2 separate regions of the Homo sapiens genome follow, and region 2 is linked to region 1. A link is an interaction called in ENCODE POLR2A ChIA-PET data of the cell type or tissue named here. Cell type or tissue: HepG2. All regions are shown on one strand. Each heading gives the region's core, and the rest is flanking DNA. Links, peaks and the distances in the headings are about the cores only.

The links. ChIA-PET counts read pairs that join two places held together with the same protein. Peaks named below come from ENCODE experiments on the same cell type or tissue, not always from the same donor. Only the 100,000 strongest peaks of a DNase experiment are listed, where the experiment ranks them.
Region 2: POLR2A ChIA-PET joins it to region 1 with 13 read pairs; 16 of 35 experiments call an interaction of 5 or more read pairs at or near these places.

Annotation. Positions count from the first base shown.
Region 1 is chr16:67,015,822-67,021,192 of GRCh38, reverse strand. It overlaps the pseudogene RN7SL543P. Among named protein-coding and RNA genes, the nearest start is that of CBFB, 11 kb to the left of the region's middle. RefSeq lists a silencer at 3,255-3,304. In HepG2, for the core only: a CTCF peak has its summit at 3,165 (motif pointing left); a DNase peak (open chromatin) is centred at 3,082.
Region 2 is chr16:67,114,401-67,119,771 of GRCh38, reverse strand. All of the region lies in intron 1 of PHAF1 (phagophore assembly factor 1), which reads right to left. Among named protein-coding and RNA genes, the nearest start is that of PHAF1, 7.1 kb to the right of the region's middle. In HepG2, for the core only: no CTCF peak of the experiment used is centred there; a DNase peak (open chromatin) is centred at 2,871; H3K4me3 peaks cover 692 bases.

The DNA of each region.
Region 1 (5,371 bases), core at 231-5,230:
CAATATAGAGTCACATTCTGTTAGCCAGGCTGGGGTGCAGTGGTGGCATCATTGCTCGCTGCAGCCTCAAACTCCTGGGCTCAAGTGATCCTCCTGCCTCAGTCTCACAATAGCTGAGACCACAGGCACACACCACTCCACCTGGCTAATCCATGCTTGCTTGCTTGCTTCCTTCCTTCCTTCCTTCCTTCCTTTCTTCCAGAGACGGGGTCTTGTTATGTTGCTCAGGCTGGTCTCGAACTTCTGGGCACAAGTAATCTTACCACCTTGGCCTCCGAAAGTGCTGGGGTTACAGGCACAAGCCACTGCATAAAGCAATTTTCCAAACACTCTCTCGCTGGCCTCTCCTTAATTTCTTCAAGATAAAGAGGGAAGGCCGGGCATGGTGACTCACATCTGTAATCCCAACACTTTGGGAGGCCGAGGTGGGGGGATCACGAGGTCAGGAGATTGAGACCATCCTGGCTAACACGGTGAAACCCTGTCTCTACTAAAAATACAAAAAAATAGCTGGGCGTGGCACATGCCTGTAGTCCCAGCTACTCTGGAGGCTGAGGCGGTAGAATCGCTTGACCCCAGGAGGCAGAGGTTGCAGTGAGCCAAGATCGTGCCACTGCACTCCAGCCTGGGTGACACAGCGAGACACCATCTCAAAAAAAAAAAAAAAAAAAAATGCCGGGCGCGGTGGCTCACGCCTGTAATCCCAGCACTTTGGGAGGCCAAGGCGGGTGGATCACGAGGTCAGGAGATGGAGACCATCCTGGCTAACACAGTGAAACCCCGTCTCTACTAACAATACAAAAATTAGCCAGGCGTAGTGGCGGGTGCCTGTAGTCACAGCTACTCGGGAGGCTGAGGCAGGAGAATGGCGTGAACCCGGGAGGCGGAGCTTGCAGTGAGCCGAGATTGTGCCACTGCACTCCAGCCTGGGCGACAGAGCAAGACTCCATCTCAAAAAATAAAAAATAAAAAATTAAATAAATAAATAAAGGATAAAGAGGGAAATAATTACTGTCTTATTTTGTAGCTCTTGAAATTGAGACTCAGAACAGGTGACTGGACTCATTCAAGGGCATATAGCCAGGTAGACTCAGAGAGAGAGAGATCCCAGAGAAGTCCTGCAGTTGAAGAAATGCAGTCACTTAACTCTTTAATTTTTTTTTTCTTTAGAGGTGGGGGTGTCTTGCTATATTGCTGCTCAGGTTGGTCTTGAACTCCTGGCCTCAAGTGATCCGCCTTCCTCGGCCTCCCAAAGTGCTGGGATTACAGGTGTGAGCCACAGCGCCCAGCCTATTTTATTTTATTTTATTCGTTCAAGGCTGTTTCTCAGTGTGAACTATTTCATTTCACTATTCCTTTTTTTTTTTTTTTTTTTGGAGATGAGGTCTTGCTATATTGCCCAGGCTGGAGTGCAACAGCTACTCACAGGCACGATCCCACTACTGATTAGCACAGGAGTTTTGACCTGCTCCATTTTCGACCTGGGCTGGTTCACCCCTCCTTAGGCTACCTGGTGGTCCCTCGTTCCTAGGAGATCACCATATCGATGCCACACTTAGTGCAGACACCTAATCAACATAGTGAATTACAGCCCAGAACTCCTGGGCTCAAGCAATCCTCCCGTCTCAGCCTCCCGAGTAGCTGGGACTGCAGGCACATGCCACTGTACCTGGCTAGTTTTCCGTTTTACCTTCCTTCACATGCTGACTCACCCTCAAGTGGTACCCATTCTCTTTCCTGATGTTTCTACAAAAATCTTGAGATTGAGCTTAATAGTCCAAGTCTGGGTTATCTGGTCATCCCTGAGCTGTGGTGTGGACACGGTGAATTGCCGAGGACAGGGTGGTGTCACGGGAAAAGGAATGGCTGTACCGTGCAGGCAAAAACATCAGAAGGTACCTGGGTTAGTGTCTAGCACAAAGTTGTAAGTGTTCAAAGAACGGTGGCTATGACACTGTTTATGGTCCCTTCTAGCTCTGAAATGCTATGAGTTGTACAACGCTTTGGTTGATACAAAGCCATCTGTAAACGTTGCCAGTAAGGGAAGCACAGGATAACAATTTGAGTTCACATAAGGTCTAGCCAAAATGCCATACAATGAGCTGAAAGGGTGCCTGAAACCAGGTGCAGTGGCTCACACCTGTAAGCCCAGCACTTTCGGAGGCCAAGGCAGGTGGGTCATCTGAGGTCAGGAGTTCTAGACCAACCTGGCCAACATGGCGAGACCCCATCTCTACTAAAAATACAAAAATCAGCTGGGTGTGGTGGCTTATGCCTGTAATCCCAGCTACTTGGGAGGCTGAGGCACGAGAATAGCTTAAACCTGGGAGGTGGAGGCTGCAGTGAGCCGAGATCGTTCCACCGCACTCCAGCCTGGGCGACAGAGCAAGATTCCGTCTCAAAAAAAAAAAAAAAAAAAAGTAAATGCCTGTGGCCTGCCTCCTTTTCTTTTTTCTTTATTCTTTTTTTTTTTTTTTTTGAGATGGAGTCCTACTCTGTCACCCAGGCTGGAGTGCAGTGGTGCGATCTTGCTCATTGCAACCTCTGCCTCCCGGTTTCAACGTTTCAAGCGATTCTCCTGTCTCAGCCCCCCGAGTAGATGGGATTACAGGCGAGCACCACCATGCCCAGCTAATTTTTTGTATTTTTAGTAGAGACGGGGTTTCACCATGTTGGCCAGGCTAGTCTTGAACTCCTGACCTCAGGAGATCTGCCCACCTTGGCCTCCCAAAGTGCTGGAATTACAGGCGTGAGCCACCATGCATGGCCTGGCCTGCCTCCTTTAGTAGTGGAGCAGGGGCAGTAGCAGTGCCAGAACCAGGGCATGGCCTGGAAAGGACTTCCTGAGCCTCTGGGGCCTGCTACATCCATAGCTCTTTCAAAAGATCCTGCTTCTATCAGCACTAAATCATCTGGCTGGACCTGGGACTGGACCTGCCCTGGGAGCTGAAGGGAGCCATGCATAGCTAGAGCAGAAGTGCGGGCTCCAAAGCCTGACCAATGTGGATGCTTTAGGTTAGGTGGTGATCGTGATCAACCAATCAGAGCATTCTCTGAGGCACGTGTGTAGTGTGAGTGTGCCTGTGGGTACCAAGCCCAGAGGAGGCAGTCATGAAGCTCAGGTTACATTCAGGCCTCATTCAGACTGTAAACCATGGAAATGGTGCCCCCTGGAGGTGTGTGCTGCAACAGCTATTCTGTCGGCCATACCTGGATGCTGGCAGGTGGGGCTGCTACCAGAATAATGGGTTCAACATTCAGGCTGCCTCCCTGCTTCTCACGTGAGACCTCCCACTACCAATGATTGTTTGGGTATAGTTGCATCCTCACTCTTCAGAAAAATATTCTTGTCTCAGATATACTGAGTATTGTGGATATATTGGTCGCCTAGAGGCCAGGCAGGTTAGGATTTCTCCTGGCAGGGAGTATCAGAGAAGCCAGTTGAGTGTCTGAGATCACACAGCAGAGGGAAGAGTTACATTAAAACCCAAGACCCCCTACTCATCAGCAGCCTTTCCTAGCACTGCAGAATCCTGTGATTTGGGAGCAGCAAATCCATGGTGGCACCCCTGCCAGGTGCTGAGAGGCCCAGCAACAGGCCCAAGGATGTGGGGTCTCTAGAAGGCCCCGGAAGCTACCAGCCCTTCCCCCAGGTCAGAGGAGCTGCCTCTTTGGCAAGAGACGTGAATCGGCCACAGGCGCCTCCTCCAGCTTTTGATGAATTTTCCTGCCACTGGTGCTAATTTCCTGAAAGGCCTTTTCTTTCACCTTCAGGCTCCCCCTCAAAAGGGTTCTTGCTCTTTGTCGGCGGGGGATCCATGATGATCACCCAGCAGCTACTTGGTGAGGTCACCAATGTGCTCTGCCAGCAGCTCCTGTGGCTGAAAGGGCTTGGAGTGGACAGGGGTCCTGGACCATGGCTACAGGGGGCTGAGGCCAGAGTCCTGTCCTAAAACAGGGACTGTTCCCAAAGAAAGTCTGGCCCAGGGAGGCAAGTGGTCTGCCTGAGGACACACAAAAGAACAGGCCCAGACAGGAACACACATCTCCCTAAATTCTGACTAAAAGGCGTGGTGAACCCTGCTCTGTCGGCCATGTGATCTCAGCCTCTGAGTTCTTTCTGGGCTCATCTGGGCCCTCCTCCCCTACCTACTGGCTTCCCAAACAGACCCAAGCCTAACCCCTCATGGCAGTGGAGTCATCATTGCACAGACGGCTGGTGGTGGGAGTTGAGAGTGCTGTCTTAACAAGCTTTCTGTGGGGTGGGAGGTCTGTTTGTGCCTCCACCCTGGACTGGACACCTCTTGGGGCTTTTCCTGGGCCCAGTGGGTAGATGCCAAGGTCTCCCAGGTCTGGGGAGGGGCCATGTGAGTTCCCAGACCTGGCTGGGTGGGAGTGTGCTAGGCCAGAGTACACCAGGGGCCATCCTGTGAGTGGGGGAGGTGAGTGATCAGAGCTGACCTCCTGCCTTGGCCTAAAGTTCCTTGGAAAAACAGTACACCTGCCCTTATGTGTCACTAGGTCCTAACCATCTACTTTGGGAACTTGCTTGCTCGATTCCACGAAGGACCCACTGTCTAGTTCTCTGCCACCATCCCCTGGTCTGCCCACTTCCACTCTCTCTTCCTCCAGTGTCTCTGTACTAGGTAACCTCAAAGACCCTCCTGGAAGGTGAATCTGACCAAGACATGCCCCTCCCATGGCTCCCTAGTGCCTCAGCATAGAGTCCATGCTCCCTCCCAGCTTACAGGCCTGGTGCTCCAGTTCTGGGCCATTTCCTCTTTCAGTCTTTCTGTGGGGGCCATGCTGACTGACATAGAGCTGCTGGGACTGAACAAGCCAATTCCTGCCTCCAGGCCTTTGCTCCTGCTGTGCCCTCTGGCTGAGACAGCTTCCCCTCCACTCCCACCTTCACTCCCTCCACTATTCCCTATAGGTCCTTTCAAAGGCTCCTCCAGGAAGCCCTCCCTTTCCATCAGCCTCCCACCCCAAGGTGTCTCAGTGGTCAGACAACTGTGATGAAAAACAGATCCCTGCCCATGGCTACCTTCTGAGTGTCCAGGCATGCCCCCTCTCTTGTCTGAACTGCCCCAGCACTGCCCTGGCTCTCTTTCCATTTGTCTGTCTGGCTGTGTGTCCACCAGCTTCTGCCTCTTTCGTCCATCCCTGACTTTTTTTTTTTTTTTTTTGATAGGGTCTCACTCTGTCGCCCAGGCTGGAGTGCAGTGGCACAATCTTGGCAACCTCCGCCTCCCAGGCTCAAGCGATTCTTGTGCCTCAGCCTCCTGAGTAGCTGGGATTACAGGTGTGTGCCACCACACCTGGCTAATTTTTATATTTTTAGTAGAGACAGGGTTTTACCATGTTGGCC
Region 2 (5,371 bases), core at 176-5,175, 99 kb before region 1:
AGGATCACTTGAGGTCAGGCATTTGAAACCAGCCTAGCTAACATGGTAAAACTCTGACTCTACTAAAAAAAAAAAAAAAAAAAAATTAGCCAGGCGAGGTGGCTGCCCTTGTAGTCCCAGCTACCCGGGAGGCTGAGGCAGGAGAAATGCTTGAACCCAGGAGGCGGAGGTTGCAGTGAGCCAAGATCACGCCACTGCACTCGGCCTGGGCAACAGAGCAAAACTCTGTCTATAAAAAAAAAAAAAAAAGATGCGTATGATGCATGGACCCTTTTTACATTTTTATTTTTTTTAAGCTCATTAACTATCATTAGTGTTAGTCTATTTTATGTGTGGCTCAAGACAATTCTTCTTCCAATGTGGCCCAGGGAAGCCAAAAGGTTGGACATGCATGGAAGGGGATGGGAGGCAGTGAATATACAAAAAGTCTTCCTGGAAACAGGGACCTCCACACTGATCTGACACAGACAAGCGCTCAGAGAAAGCAAAGTAAGTATGAATCAAAGAACCAAGCAAGAAAAGCACTGACTGCATAATTCTGCAGACCCAGGTTTTGGTCCTCACTCTGCCATGGCTTAGATATGACCTGAGATAGGTCCTTTCTCTTCCTTTCTGGCACCTGTCTCTGCATCTCTGAAATGAAGGCCTATTAGAGTACATGACTTATAAGGAACAATTTTAAAAGTTTAAAATCAGGACTGGGTGTGGTGGCTCATGCCTGTAATCCCAACACTTTGGGAGGGCAGGGCAGGAGGATCGCCTGAGGCCAGGAATTTAAGACCAGCCTGGGAATATAGTAAGATCCTGTCTCTACAAAAAGTAAAAAAATTAGCTGGGCATGGTGGGATATGCCGGGACTACTCTAGGTCCTGGGGTGGCTAAGGTGAGAGGATTGCTTCGGCCCAGGAGGTTGATCCTGCAGTGAGCCATGATAAGTGCTACTGTGCTCCCGCCTGGGTGACAGACAAGACCCTATCTCAAAAAAAAAAAAAAAAAAAAAAAAAAGTTTAAGATCACTCATCCACCAGAATCAATGAATCAACTTATTTTACCAAGGATTTCACTGGATTTTTACTTAAAATCCCACAAATATCTAGTTCTTTTTATTTTTTATTTAATTTAAAAATAGCGACAAGGGGCCAGGCCCGGTGGCTCACACCTGTAATCCCAGCACTTTGGGAGGCCGAGATGGGCAGATCATCAGGTTAGAAGTTCAAGACCAACCTAGCCAACGTGGTGAAACCCTGTCTCCATTAAAAATGCAAAAATTAGCCAGGCATGGTGGCACACACCTGTAGTCCCAGCTACTCTGGAGGCTGAGGCAGGAGAACTGCTTGAACTCAGGAGGCAGAGGTTGTAGTGAACCGAGATAGCGCCACTGCACTCCAGCCTGGGAGACAGAGCAAGACTCTGTCTCAAAAAAAAAAAAAAAAAAAAAAAGCAACAGGGGCAGGGTACGGTGGCTCATGCCTATTAAAATACAAAAAAATTAGCTAGGCAGCCAGGTGCAGTGGCTCACGTCCGTAATCCCAGCACTTTGGGAGGCCGAGGAGGGCAGATCACGAGGTCAGGAGATCGAGACCATCCTGGCTAACATGGTGAAAGCCCATCTCTACTAAAAAAGAAAAAAAAAAAAAAAAAAAAAAAATTAGCCGGGCGTGGTGGCGGGCGCCTGTAGTCCCATAGTTACTTGGGAGGCTGAGACAGGAGAATGGCATGAACCTGGGAGGTGGAGCTTGCAGGGAGCCAAGATTGCGCCACTGCACTCCAGCCCGGGCTACAGAGCGAGACTCTATCTCAAAAAAAAAAAAAAAAATCAGCCAGGCATGATGGTGTGCCCCTGTCATCCCAGCTACTCAGGAGGCTGAGGTGAAAGGATGGCTTGAGCTTGGGAGGTGGAGGCTGCACTCTGGCCTGGGTGACAGAGCCAGGTGCTGTCTCAGGAGGAAAAAAAAAAAAAAAGCAACAGGGCGAGGCATTCCTGAATATCTCTTTTTTTTTTTTTGAGACGCAGTCTGAAGTCTCGCTCTGTTGTCCAGGCTGGAGTGCAATGGTGCGATTTCCGCTCACTGCAAGCTCCGCCTCCTGGGTTCACGCCATTCTCCTGCCTCAGACCACAGGCTCCCGCCACCACGCCTGGCTAATTTTTTGTATTTTTTAGTAGAGACAGGGTTTCACCATGTAAGCCAGGATGGTCTCGATCTCCTGACCTCGTGATCCACCGCCTCGGCCTCCCAAAGTGCTGGGATTACAGGCATGAGCCACTGTGCCCGGCCTGAATATCTAACTCTTAACACTTGGTTCTTTAACTCATGGCCCATTATAAGCAGATTTACATATGCCTCCAGTTTAAGTAATCCAAATTCCAATGACATCTCCAACAGTCTAAGGACTCACTGAGACCACCAAAAAGTTTGTTTCCAGGCTGGGCGCGGTGGCTCACACCTGTAATCCCAGCACTTTGGGAGGCCGAGGCAGGCGGATCACGAGGTCAGGAGTTTGAGACCAGCCTGGCCGGCTTGGTGAAACCCTGTCTCCACTAAAAATACAAAAAAAAAAAAAAAAAAAAAAATTAGCTGGGCATGGTGGTGTGTGCCTGTAGTCCCAGCTACTCAGGAAGCTGAGTCAGGAGAATTGCTTAAACCTGGCAGGCAGAAGTTGCAGTGAGCTGAGATCGTGCCACTGCGCTCCAACTTTGGCGACAGAGTGACACTCCGTCTCAAAAAAAAAAGTTTGTTTCCAGAGTCCATTATAATTTAAACAAGAAGAAACACACATAGAGACAGGTCCTGGGCAATCAAAAAACAAAGACTCATAGTTTAATGAATACAAAAACAATGTATCTGCTGTTCACCACTCTCTGGATCCCTTGTACCCTGCTCAGAGCTAACCACCCAGTGACTGGTTTTGTTTTGTTTTTTTGAGACACAATCTCACTGTGTCACCCAGGCTGGAGTGTAGTGGTGCAATCTTGGCTCACTGAAACCTCTGTCTCCCAGGCTCAAGAGATACTCCCACCTCAGTCTCCTGAGTAGCTGGGACTACAGGCATGTGCCACCACAACTGGCTAACTTTTAAATTTTTGGTAGAGACTAGGTCTCACTGTGTTGCCCAGACTGGTCTTGAACTCCTGGGCTCATGTAATCCTCCCACCTCCGCTTTCTAAAGTGCTAGAATTACAGGTGTGAGCCACCGCACGTGGCCAATACAGTGACTATTGAATAAATATTTACTGAGTGGGACTGATGGATTGTAGAGTGGGTGACAAGAGAAAGGAAGGAAAAGGGACCATGGCTTCATCCGATGGCAGTCAGTTCACATTTAAATCAGTTGGCCTCCAGGTCAAAGAGATGCGATATGCAAAAAAGAGCTGACAAATGAAGAATTAATTAGAAGGTAAAAAGCTCATGGCTCATCTACATTTAAACAATCTGATTCTACCCTCATCTGAGAGGCCATTCTTCAGTCTGAAGAAAGTTGAAGGCAATCATCACAAGGCTGACTTATAATCTTTAAAAAAGCACTTTTCAGCCTTCCATAGCATAAAACCTGGCCCACAGTAGGGACTCAATAAATGTTTGAGAATATGAACAAGCTGGATGCATCCCTCACCTTTGCCATTCCTAAATGGAGGAACATCTATGCTGTCATTCCCAGGAGGAATGGACAAACATCCACGTGCAGAAGACAGAGAAACTCAGTTAGTTAGATGTCAAGAAAGAGGAAGGCCGCATGGCTTCTCTGATCCACGTGGCACATGCCAGTTTCTTTTTCTTTTTTTCAAAGAGACGGGGTCTTGCTATGCCACCCAGGCTGGCCTCAAACTCCTGAGCTCAAGCTATCCTCCCGTCTCGGCCTCCCAAAATGCTGGGATTATAGACATGAGCCACCGCTCCCAGCCCATGCCAGTTTCTTGAGGGAGGATTCCATTTACCACATCAAAGGATGTCTCAGCATCTTAGGATCTTAGGATCCTGAGTCACCCAGGGAGAAACTCACCCAGAGGAGACGAAGCAGCCATGGTGACTGGTCATCACACAGCTACTGGTAAAGGAGGGCTACGAAAGATCTCTAAAGGGAACTAACTATATGAATGGCAAAGAAACAGGAGCACTATCCCAGCTCTAACAGAATGGTCAGCCTTCTAAACCGCACAAATCTTTGTCTCACAGATCTCAGCACTTGCCTGCTTATAACCTCTCAATGGCTTCCCATTGCAGGCAGATAAAACCCAAACACCATGTCATCACCAAAGGCCCTGAATATTCTGGATCTTACCCATCTATATCTTCTTTCCACTGTTCACCCTTTGTTACTTGCACACGTCAAGCTCCTTCTCACCTCAGGCTTCTGAATTAGCTCTTGTTGCTGCTGGAATCTGGAATGCTCTACCCAAAGCTGCCTCTTGTTCGCACTTTAGGTCTTGGTCACACCTCACTTCCCTCACTGCCTTATTCAATGAAGCCTCTCATACCATTTATTTATCTGTTAGTCTCCCTTATATCCTCACAGAGGTAGGACCTTGTCTGTCTTGTTCACCTCAATACCTCCCAGCACCCAATCACTGTGCCTGGCACAGCTGTAGGTGGTCATGCACATCTGTGAAACAAAGCAATTAGGTAGAACACTTAGGTCCTATACCACGAATCCTGTTGACCACCCTCCTTCTCTTGAACTCCTATTGTCTCTCCACCAATACTACTCTCCTCTAACTTTTCCAAGTCTCTCCAATAGGCTATGTTTCTTCTGCTCATCCCTGGTTCAACTAACCACCCAGTTTCTGACTCATATCTCCATCTGTTTTCTGTATACATCTAAAGGCAAATAAAAGCCAACAGATTAAAAGTGATCTTTTCATCTTCTCTGTATTCTAGGTCTCAATATCTATGTCCAACATCATACAGAGTTTCTCAAGTCAGAAACCTCTAGATTCCTCCTTCTTCCCCACCTCTCCAAATCCAGTTCTTCCTAAACGAAAGCCCACAATACACTTCACTAATACATATCCTTTTTTCCACAGATTTGCACAGATTCCAACACAAAGTATCCTTGATAGTATCCCAGGCAGCTATAACCAAACAGAATTGGGACTCTGGGAAATCCATTTTCTTCTTCTACCAGTACATCATGCTCTAATTATAATACCAAATTGCTTATAGTTCCCTGCACACATCATCTACCTTTTCTCCTGTGGTTTTTTTTTTTTTTCTTCTTTCATTCGACTGGAAGATTTCCAGCTCCTGTTGTTTGGCAGGAAGCCTTCTCTGAACCCCTAGGTCAGGTCAAGTCCCTTCTTCTTCCCCTCCACAGTACCCTATACATCTTCTACTTGATTATAATAAAAGGAACTATTTCTATAATCCCTCTCTAT